Regions from separate parts of the Homo sapiens genome. Here region 1 is linked to region 2. A link is a contact called in ENCODE Hi-C or POLR2A ChIA-PET data. All regions are on one chromosome and are shown on one strand. Each heading gives the region's core, a stretch centred on a gene start or an enhancer-like site at or near the end of the contact. The rest is flanking DNA. Distances are from core to core; before and after follow the strand shown. Region 1 has its middle 28 kb from the start of LY9. Region 2 overlaps CD84 (CD84 molecule).

Evidence for each region. A loop is a pair of places that touch in the nucleus more often than their neighbours do. ChIA-PET counts read pairs that join two places held with the same protein, here RNA polymerase II (POLR2A). Pooled maps may share reads with other maps.
Region 1: a pooled map shows a loop between it and region 2 (3-fold over the local background). The contact joins two enhancer-like sites. A Hi-C loop is called at or near these places in 6 of 50 pooled maps. POLR2A ChIA-PET finds 5 or more read pairs at or near these places in 2 of 52 experiments (CD4-positive, alpha-beta memory T cell and activated B cell).

Annotation. Positions count from the first base shown.
Region 1 is chr1:160,766,375-160,770,805 of GRCh38, reverse strand. No RefSeq gene overlaps it. Among named protein-coding and RNA genes, the nearest start is that of LY9, 28 kb to the left of the region's middle. RefSeq lists enhancers at 2,334-2,783, 2,814-2,863. Within about 2 kb of position 2,330, at least 7 of the 41 ENCODE cell types and tissues checked have a DNase peak (open chromatin) inside an H3K27ac peak, as active enhancers do.
Region 2 is chr1:160,545,608-160,549,687 of GRCh38, reverse strand. CD84 (CD84 molecule) reads left to right here. Exons shown (of 7, transcript NM_003874.4): 7 at 1,367-4,080. The coding sequence ends at 1,432. All of the region lies in intron 1 of CD84-AS1 (CD84 antisense RNA 1), which reads right to left. Among named protein-coding and RNA genes, the nearest start is that of CD84-AS1, 11 kb to the right of the region's middle. RefSeq lists enhancers at 1-50, 1,148-1,417 and a silencer at 201-250. Within about 2 kb of position 1,392, at least 6 of the 41 ENCODE cell types and tissues checked have a DNase peak (open chromatin) inside an H3K27ac peak, as active enhancers do.

The DNA.
Region 1 (4,431 bases), core at 1,081-3,580, 220 kb before region 2:
AGGTAGCATGATCCTGAGAGCAAATGCACCATTGTTAAAGGCATAGACGTATAAATACAAACCTCTGCCACAGAGCACTATTCACTCTTTGCGTCTGAAGAGAACCAGAACCCCTTAACTCTTGGGCGGCAGCCTGCCGTCTGAATGTGAAGGAGAAGGAAGAATTAGTACAATGCCTGTTTTTGAGCTCTTCAAGTCACCAGCATTTTGTAGGAGTGGAATGCTTCATCTCCTGGCCCCTAACTTCGGGGTAGCAAAATGAGAAGCTAATGCCTGCTGGAAAGGGTCCCAAGATAGAGAAGCTAATGCCTGCTGGAAAAGGTCCCAAGATACTGAAAGCTCTGAGATTGCACTAGAAGAGAAGAGCTCAAATCCTGCCACTTACCCACAAAAAGCCAGGGAAGTGAGTGTCTACTGGAAATTGTTTTAGGTGTGAAGTATGAACTGTATGTATCTGAAGGCTTCCTGCCTTGGTGCTGCCAGATGCCCTTGCTGTGTGACAGGAGGAGGTGAGAACAGGTTGAAAGAGGAGGAAACGACTAATGACCCTTAGGAGCAGATCGATTACCACCCTATGAAAGAGTAAGTTGACAGTTCAGACTATGCAAAAACAAATTGTTGGAAAAGCCCCCTTCATTTTTCTTAGCCGAAAAGTAAACAGATTGCTACAATCTGGCATCTCTGTAGTTTTACCCACTCTCTCCACACCCCAAAGTACAGCCATTAAAGCCCCACGGTCACTACACATGTCTCTGTGTTATGACCTTGCTTTTCTTTCTCCTCGAGGGGACTCATTGACCTTTCTCCATCTGGCTCAATCTGTGTCAAGTTGCTTCTTGACCCATTTGTTTTTCCATCGGTTGTGAGCTCTTTGAAGTTAGGGGTCATGCTTTATCCATCCCTGCTTCTTGGCCATAGCACATAGTTGGTGCTCACTAAATACTTGCTGAAACACTTGTCAACTAAAGAAAAGCCAAGTTTTTAAAGAATTAAAGTGAGTTTTATTTAGTCTTACTGAGGTTGGCAACCCAGGAGAGTCTTTCGGAGAGTTTCTGTTAGACTGCTCCAAAGCAGTGTTTCAGCCTACAGCTTATACATAAGGTGACAGTCATTCTGCCTGTGCTCAAAAGTTATGTAAGAGCAAAATTTCACCAAAGTTTGGGTGCAAGGGTACATCTAGTTATAGATTACAGAGGCATAATGATTAATCCTGTCAACCATTATCTTATGTACAGCAAAAAGACAAAGGCCAGGATCATTGAATTTATCTTTTCTAAAAATGCAGTGATTTAGGTAAGAGATGTGGTAACCTGGGCTCCATCCTTCTTATCATCTTCAGGGCATCCTTCCGAAGGGCTGTCCTCAGTCACTGAGTCAGGGGCTTTGTGAAATTCTGCTGGCAGCTGAATGAGCAAACATGGCCTCTTATGTTTGCTACTTTGTCTTACAGAGTAAGTGAATGTAAAACAAAAACAAAAACAGAATGAATGAATGAAAGTCTCTGTGAGAGAAGCAACCTATCCATTGCTGTTTGCCTTTCCCACAGTTCTGGGTTTGGCTAGGGAGAGTTCACATCCCTGCTGATGTTTATTTTAAATTTCGAAGCAATAAGGAAATTGAAAAATGGACACAAAATTCAGGGGTATCTATTTCCTTTCTATTCATACAGCCTTATATTTTGCCTTCTAAGCTATTCTTTTCCTTGTATTCTTTTTAGACTCTCATTCAGATTATGTTACCTCAATATTCTTCCCTTAGAAGACTTTAAGAAGCAGATTCCATTCAACAGTTTTACTCTACAGAAATACTGTGTGTAAGGCCGGGTGCGGTGGCTCATGCCTGTAATCCCAGCACTTTGGGAGGCTGAGGCAGGTGGATCCCCTGAGGTCAGAAGTTTGAGACCAGCTGGCCAACATGGTGAAATCCCATTTCTACTAAAAATACAAAATTTAGCTGGGTGTAGTGGTGCACACCTGTAATCCCAGCTCCTCAGCTACTCAGGAGGCTAAGGGAGGAGAATTGCTTGAACCTAGGAGATGAAGGTTGCAGTGAGCCAAGATTGCACCACTGCACTCCTGCCTGGGCAACAGAGTGAGACTCCATCTCAAAAAAAAAAAAAAAAGAAGAAGAAGAAGAAGAGGAAATACTGTGTGTTTTCCTCAGTGTTCATGAAGCTTAATGTGCAGGTATTTTCATAAGGTTCTATATTTTATTGAAAAACAGACAACAAAACAAGAAACAGACTAGTAAAATTGCTGAATATGTGCATGGTTTGCCAGCTGGGCCAAGAGGAGGCAGCAGTGAGCTAACCCAGGGCTTGCTGTGTGGCTTGGAGGATCCTGTCACCATCAGCCTGCATTGTGACCTTGCTTTCATTTTCTCTCTCTGAGATGAGGGAGTTAGACTACATGATCCTTAGAGTCTCTTCCAGCTCCAAAATTCTCTGTGTAAGTTTTAAATAGATGTTTGGGACTGATTTAGGTCTGGGAAGAGAAAAGTGAAGGAAACAGACAAAAATTCCCTCCGTTTATGAAGCTTACATTCCCATGGGGCCTTCCAGACCCTACGGTTGTCATAGTGGCGAGGAGGCTGCCTGGATTGGAGGGTATGAGGCTGGGTAGGAAGTCAGACCAGGGCTTGACCAGTAGGCATCAGACAGATCCAGGGACCAGGCAAAGCAGGAAATGAATGAAATTCACTGGGTCCAAGTGAGATGGGAGCAGGGAACAGGCTCTCCACAGAGCCAAGCAATCAGAGGGATTGTGCTAGGTCCCTAACTGACCAGGAGGAGACAGGCAGAGTTGTACCCACAGGACAGTTGGGCCTGCAGAACCTCCAGAACCAGAAAGTCCGTTTAGCAGCCTGACTCAGCAAGGCTTGCTTCTGCTCCTGGGGAGATGCACAGGTCCCAGCATGCAAGTGACTGGGAGGGAACATGGAGAACACAGCAAAGAGGAGGAGCTAGAAAGAGCACCGGAGGAGTGAGGGGAGGAACAGCTCAGAGCCTTATAGCTGACAAGCCTTCTGTAAGGGTGGCGTGAATGAGTGAATGACACAGAGGGGAGTGTTTGCTACTTTGCTTGATCTGTGAGCACTGGTCAGCTGCCTCTTATTATATGCCTCAACTTTATAATGATATGATTAACTGCTATTCTCAGGTCTTCAGTTACTCTTTATACTTAAAGTTCTAGAGGCTCAGTTCTGAATGGAATCTATATAATTAGCCAGTAGTCTCTTTATGATGAGGTAACTTCTGTCGAAGGACTGTGATGTTATACTCTGCTGAACACTTTACGTGTATGATTATCTTTACCTTTAATCTCACTACAATCCTATGAGGTAGAAAGTATCTTTCACATTTTATAGAAGAGAAAACTGAGGTTCCAAGAAACTAAGCATTTTGCTCATGGTCATAGGACTAAGAGAAGATACATGACGTCCAGAGTTGCTTTTCTCTTTCTCTCTCTCTTTCTCTATCTCTTTCTCTCTCTCTCTCTCTCTCTCTCTCTCTCTCTCCCCCCTCCCCTCTCTGTATCTCTTCCTCTCTCCTCTCCAAGTTTTCAGTGTGGTGAAAGTAATGCAGATTAGTGACTAACCACTGTGGGTAGCATGGGTTTTTTCTTCTTTTTCCCCTTTTTAATTACACATCCTTTCCTTTCGTTTTCCTGGTGCTCTAAGCCAGCTCACCCCTGGTTTTTTATTCTGCCTTGTTTGGGATGGAGGTGGTATGCATGGAAGAGCAAAAGCAAAAACTTTAGGTAGCCTCAGCCCTAAAGTAGAGCCAGGATCCACACCAATGTCTCCTCTTAACTGCCTCAACCACTTGCCTTGCTGTCTGCCCATCTTTGAAGTGGAGATCTTAGTGGTTAGCCTCTGGGCCTCACCTTCATCTCTCCCTGTCCTCATCTTGTTTGCTTTCTTCCCAGACTAACTCAGCTCCAGGATTGTCCCTTCTGGAAGCTATCCCATGCGGCTGTCCCTGCCTTATACAGGATCTACCTTGGCAGAGGGAAAACAACTCTTGGTCCTTGTCATGGTAAATTTTATGTGTCAACTTGACTGGGCTAAGGGATGCTCAGATACCAGATAAAATATTGTTGCTGGGTGTTTTCAGAGGTCATCAGCATTGGAATCAGTAGATGAAGTAAAGAAGATTGCCCTCACCAATGAGGGCAGGCATCACACATCTATCGAGGACCTGAATAGAACAAAAACGCAGAGAGGAGGGATAAGGAAGGACTTGTTAAAGATTACAAAATTATAGCTAGATAGGAGGAATAAGAGGAATAAGTTATAGTGTTCTATACCACTCTAGGATGACTACAGTTAACAATAATGTACAGTTTTAGATAACTAGAAGGAGGACATTGAATGTTCCCAACACAAAGAAATGATAAATGTTTGAGATGACAAGTATGTTAATTACCCTTA
Region 2 (4,080 bases), core at 143-2,642:
TCAAATGCAGAAGTCCCTATGCCTCTGAACTACGGTATGGGAACTCCATCCCGTATAATACCTGGGGTCACTGCTAGCTCACAGTGTGAAAATGAGAAAACAGGTGCTTCCCTCTGAGCAAACACAGGCCCATGCCAGATGCCCAGATGGGTGCAATGGAGCAGAAGCTGAATTTCAGTTCATTTGCTCCCTCAGCTGCTCTTTTACCACACGCAGCCTGCACAACCATTTGTAGTGCCAAGTGCCTTGTGCCTTATGCCTGTGCCTTATGTCCTTCTCTGTCATATGCAAAGCCCTCTGACAGGACTTTAAATTTTGGGGATCTAAGGAGGGATTGTCACTATCTGAAGGTCCTCACTGCTGCTACAATCAGGACAGCTTTAGGGTTGCTTAAAGAATCATGTTTTCTAAGTATTCCTGTTTAATAGCTGAGTTACCAAGCAGGAAGCTAAACTGAGTACGAATTGAGAGTGATCCTATAAGGCAATAGGGAGGACATCTATGAGCTCGACAAGCAGGGCAGTGCTACTTCCTTTTAAGGAGGACTTGAAGCACAGGGCAGTTTGCTTGAAAAGATAAGCCAAATGGACTGGACAACCAGATAGAGGGACATTTACTTTCTTAGTGATCAGGAGAGGGAAGGAGGGAAAGAAAAAGAAGGGGAGGAATGAGGAAAGAAGAGGAGAAGAAAAGGAGGACAGGCAAGAAGTGAGGGTCAGGGTGCCCAGCATATTTGTGCCAGGATCTCAAGGAGAGTTGGAGGAACAAGAGTAACTTAACTTAGAAGGAGATAAAATTCGAGGGATTAATCATGGAATCCTGGATTGTGACATCTCAAGATAAATCCTTAAAGACAAGTTAGATAACAATTATTGGGTCAGTATTTAATTGAAAACCTAAGACTCCTCAAACCAATGGGAAGATTGTTTGCAGCCCTCTAAATGCCTAGAGCACAGGAGATGCTGGCAGTGAGTCCCCACTATGTATAGGTGAAAGTGGAGTTATTGGGATACAAAAAAACTAGGGGTCAACTAGGAACAAGGAATGCAGGTAGCTTGAACCTGAATGTTGCCTCAAGTCTATAATCAAAATCCATTCCAAATATGCCCCCGCCCCCATTCCCTCCCATTGCTCTTTTCTGGGCTAAGAAGTTAATTGCTCAGGGCCTCCCAAATGGGGGGTAGCTGGAGCAGACATGAGGGACTCAGCAAAGAACAAGGCCCTGCTACCCCAGATTTCCCCAGCATGAGGCAAATCTAAGGCATTCCCCCGTGCCATTTGCTTAACTCCTCTGGGAACTTGCAGGACTGGAGTTCCCCAGCAGCACCTCTCAGTTAACATTTTCTCACGCTTCTCTCCTGCACAGATGGGGAAAGCCAGCACACAGGACAGTAAACCTCCTGGGACTTCAAGCTATGAAATTGTGATCTAGGCTGCTGGGCTGAATTCTCCCTCTGGAAACTGAGTTACAACCACCAATACTGGCAGGTTCCCTGGATCCAGATCTTCTCTGCCCAACTCTTACTGGGAGATTGCAAACTGCCACATCTCAGCCTGTAAGCAAAGCAGGAAACCTTCTGCTGGGCATAGCTTGTGCCTAAATGGACAAATGGATGCATACCCTTCCTGAAATGACTCCCTTCTGAATGAATGACAAAGCAGGTTACCTAGTATAGTTTTCCCAAACTTCTTCCCATCATAGCACATGTAGAAAATAATATTTTTATGGCACACTGGGATAAACAAGCAAGATTGCTCACTTCTGGAAGCTGCATATGACTAGAGGCCTCTTGTGACTGGAGGTAACAACCCTGCCCAGTAACTGTGGGAGAAGGGGATCAATATTTTGCACACCTGTAATAGGCCATGGCACACCAGCCAAGATGCTCTGCTCACAGTCAGTATGTGTGAAGATCCCTGGTGCGTGGCCTTCACCACGCATCTTGAGCAAATTAGGAAAATGTACCCTTCGCTTGAGGCAGATGCAGCCCTTCCCCCGAGTGCATGGCTTGGAGAGCAGAATGTGGGCTGCATATAAGCACACTCATCCCTTTGTCTGGGAATCTTTGTGCAGGGCATAACAGGCTTAGTAAGTCCAAACACAGATGACAGTGCTGTGTGGGTCTCTGTCAGAGTTGTGGCTCTCAGCCATGTAGACACACTCTCCAAATGGAGTGTTGGAAAATGTTCTTTCTGCAGGGTCTAGAGACTGCTGGGACACTTTTCTTGGAGTGCTACTTCAGAAGCCTTATAGGATTTTCTTTCTGGCCAAGATTTCCTTCTGTATCACTCCAAGCAGCCTCAGCAGAAGAAGCAGCCATGCCCAGTATTCCCACTCTCCAAAAGGAACTGACCAGCTTATATTTCTCACACTTCTGGGGAACTGGGTATAATCCAACCATCAAAATAGAAGACCTTGCAAGAAGCAGAGTCATTCTCCAGAAGGAACTTGGGAGATGATGGTGCAGATGATGAAACTGGGTTCATCCCAGTTCCAAAGACTCAGAGAACTAGAGTTTAAGCTGAGGCAGAGTGCCGCCACCCTGGCATGCCCCACAAACAGATCACCAGCCAGCTTACACAGGCATTAACTCTCCTCAATGAGGAAGAATCATTCACAACTGAGCAAGACATTCATATGATCATTTAAGGAAGTGTTTCCCTTATGTGTTAGCAAGTATAATCGGCTAACTCCTAAATCCCAATGAATAGTCCTAGGCTGGACAGCAATGGGCTGCAATTAGGCAGATAAAGACATCAGTCCCAGTAAATGAATCCATAGACTCATCTAGCACCAACTACCATTAGCACTATGTTAGGAGCTGCAAGGCCCCAAAGTAGAAGATGTGCATAATGTCTGCTCTTGTGTAGCTCAGGAGACAATTCCAGCACAGACACTACAGTTAACGCTGAACTGCAGCTGCAAGTAATAGCATGAACAGTCAGAAAAATACCTTATGAGGGGGCAGGGCTGAAGCTGGGCCTTGAAGGATGGATGAAATTTGGATAGAGAATGAGGAAGACAGAGGGCCTCCAAGTGAGAGAAGCATGAAAAATGAGCAGGGGCCTGGATCAGTGGGGTGTATTCAGAGCACCTCTCCAGATGCACCATGCATGCTCACAGTCCCTTGCCTATGTGTGGCAGAGTGTCCCAGCCAGATGTGTGCCCTCACCCCATGTCCATTTACATGTCCTTCAATGCCCACCTCAAAAGGTACCTCTTCTGTAAAGCTTTCCCTGGTATCAGGAATCAAAATTAATCAGGGATCTTTTCACACTGCTGTTTTTTCCTCTTTGGTCCTTCTATCACTAAAACTCATCTCATTCAGCCTTACAGCATAACTAATTATTTGTTTTCCTCACTACATTGTACATGTGGGAATTACAGATAAACGGAAGCCGGCTGGGGTGGTGGCTCACGCCTGTAATCCCAACACTTTGGGAGGCCAAGGCAGGCGGATCACCTGAGGTCAGGAGTTCGAGATTAGTCTGGCCAACATGGTGAAACCCCATCTCTACTAAAAATACGAAATTAGCCAGGTGTGGTGGCACACATCTGTAGTCCCAGCTACTCTGGAGGCTGAGACAGGAGAATCGCTTGAACCCAGGAAGTGGAGGTTGCAGTGAGCTGAGATCACACCACTGCACTCCAGCCTGGGAGAGACAGAGTGAGACTCCATCTCGAAAAAAAAAAAAAGATAGAAGCCAATAAGCATGGTGCAATCAAATTCTGGCAAGCATTAAATATCAGGATGCAGCTGGGCACGGTGGCTCACGCCTGTAATCCCAGCACTTTGGGAGGCCAAGGTGGGCGGATCACTTGAGGTCAGGAATTTGAGAGGATCCTGGCCAGCATGGCAAAACCCCATCTGTACTTAAAATACAAAAAAATTAGCTGGGCGTGGTGGTGCACACCTGTAATCCCAGCTACTTGGGAGGCTGAGGTGGGAGAATTGCTTGAACCTGGGAGGTGGAGGTTGCAGTGAGCTGAGATCCTGCCACTGCACTCCAGGCTGGGCAACAGAGTGAGACCATGTCTCAAAAAATAAAAATAAAATAAAATAATATCAGGATGCATAC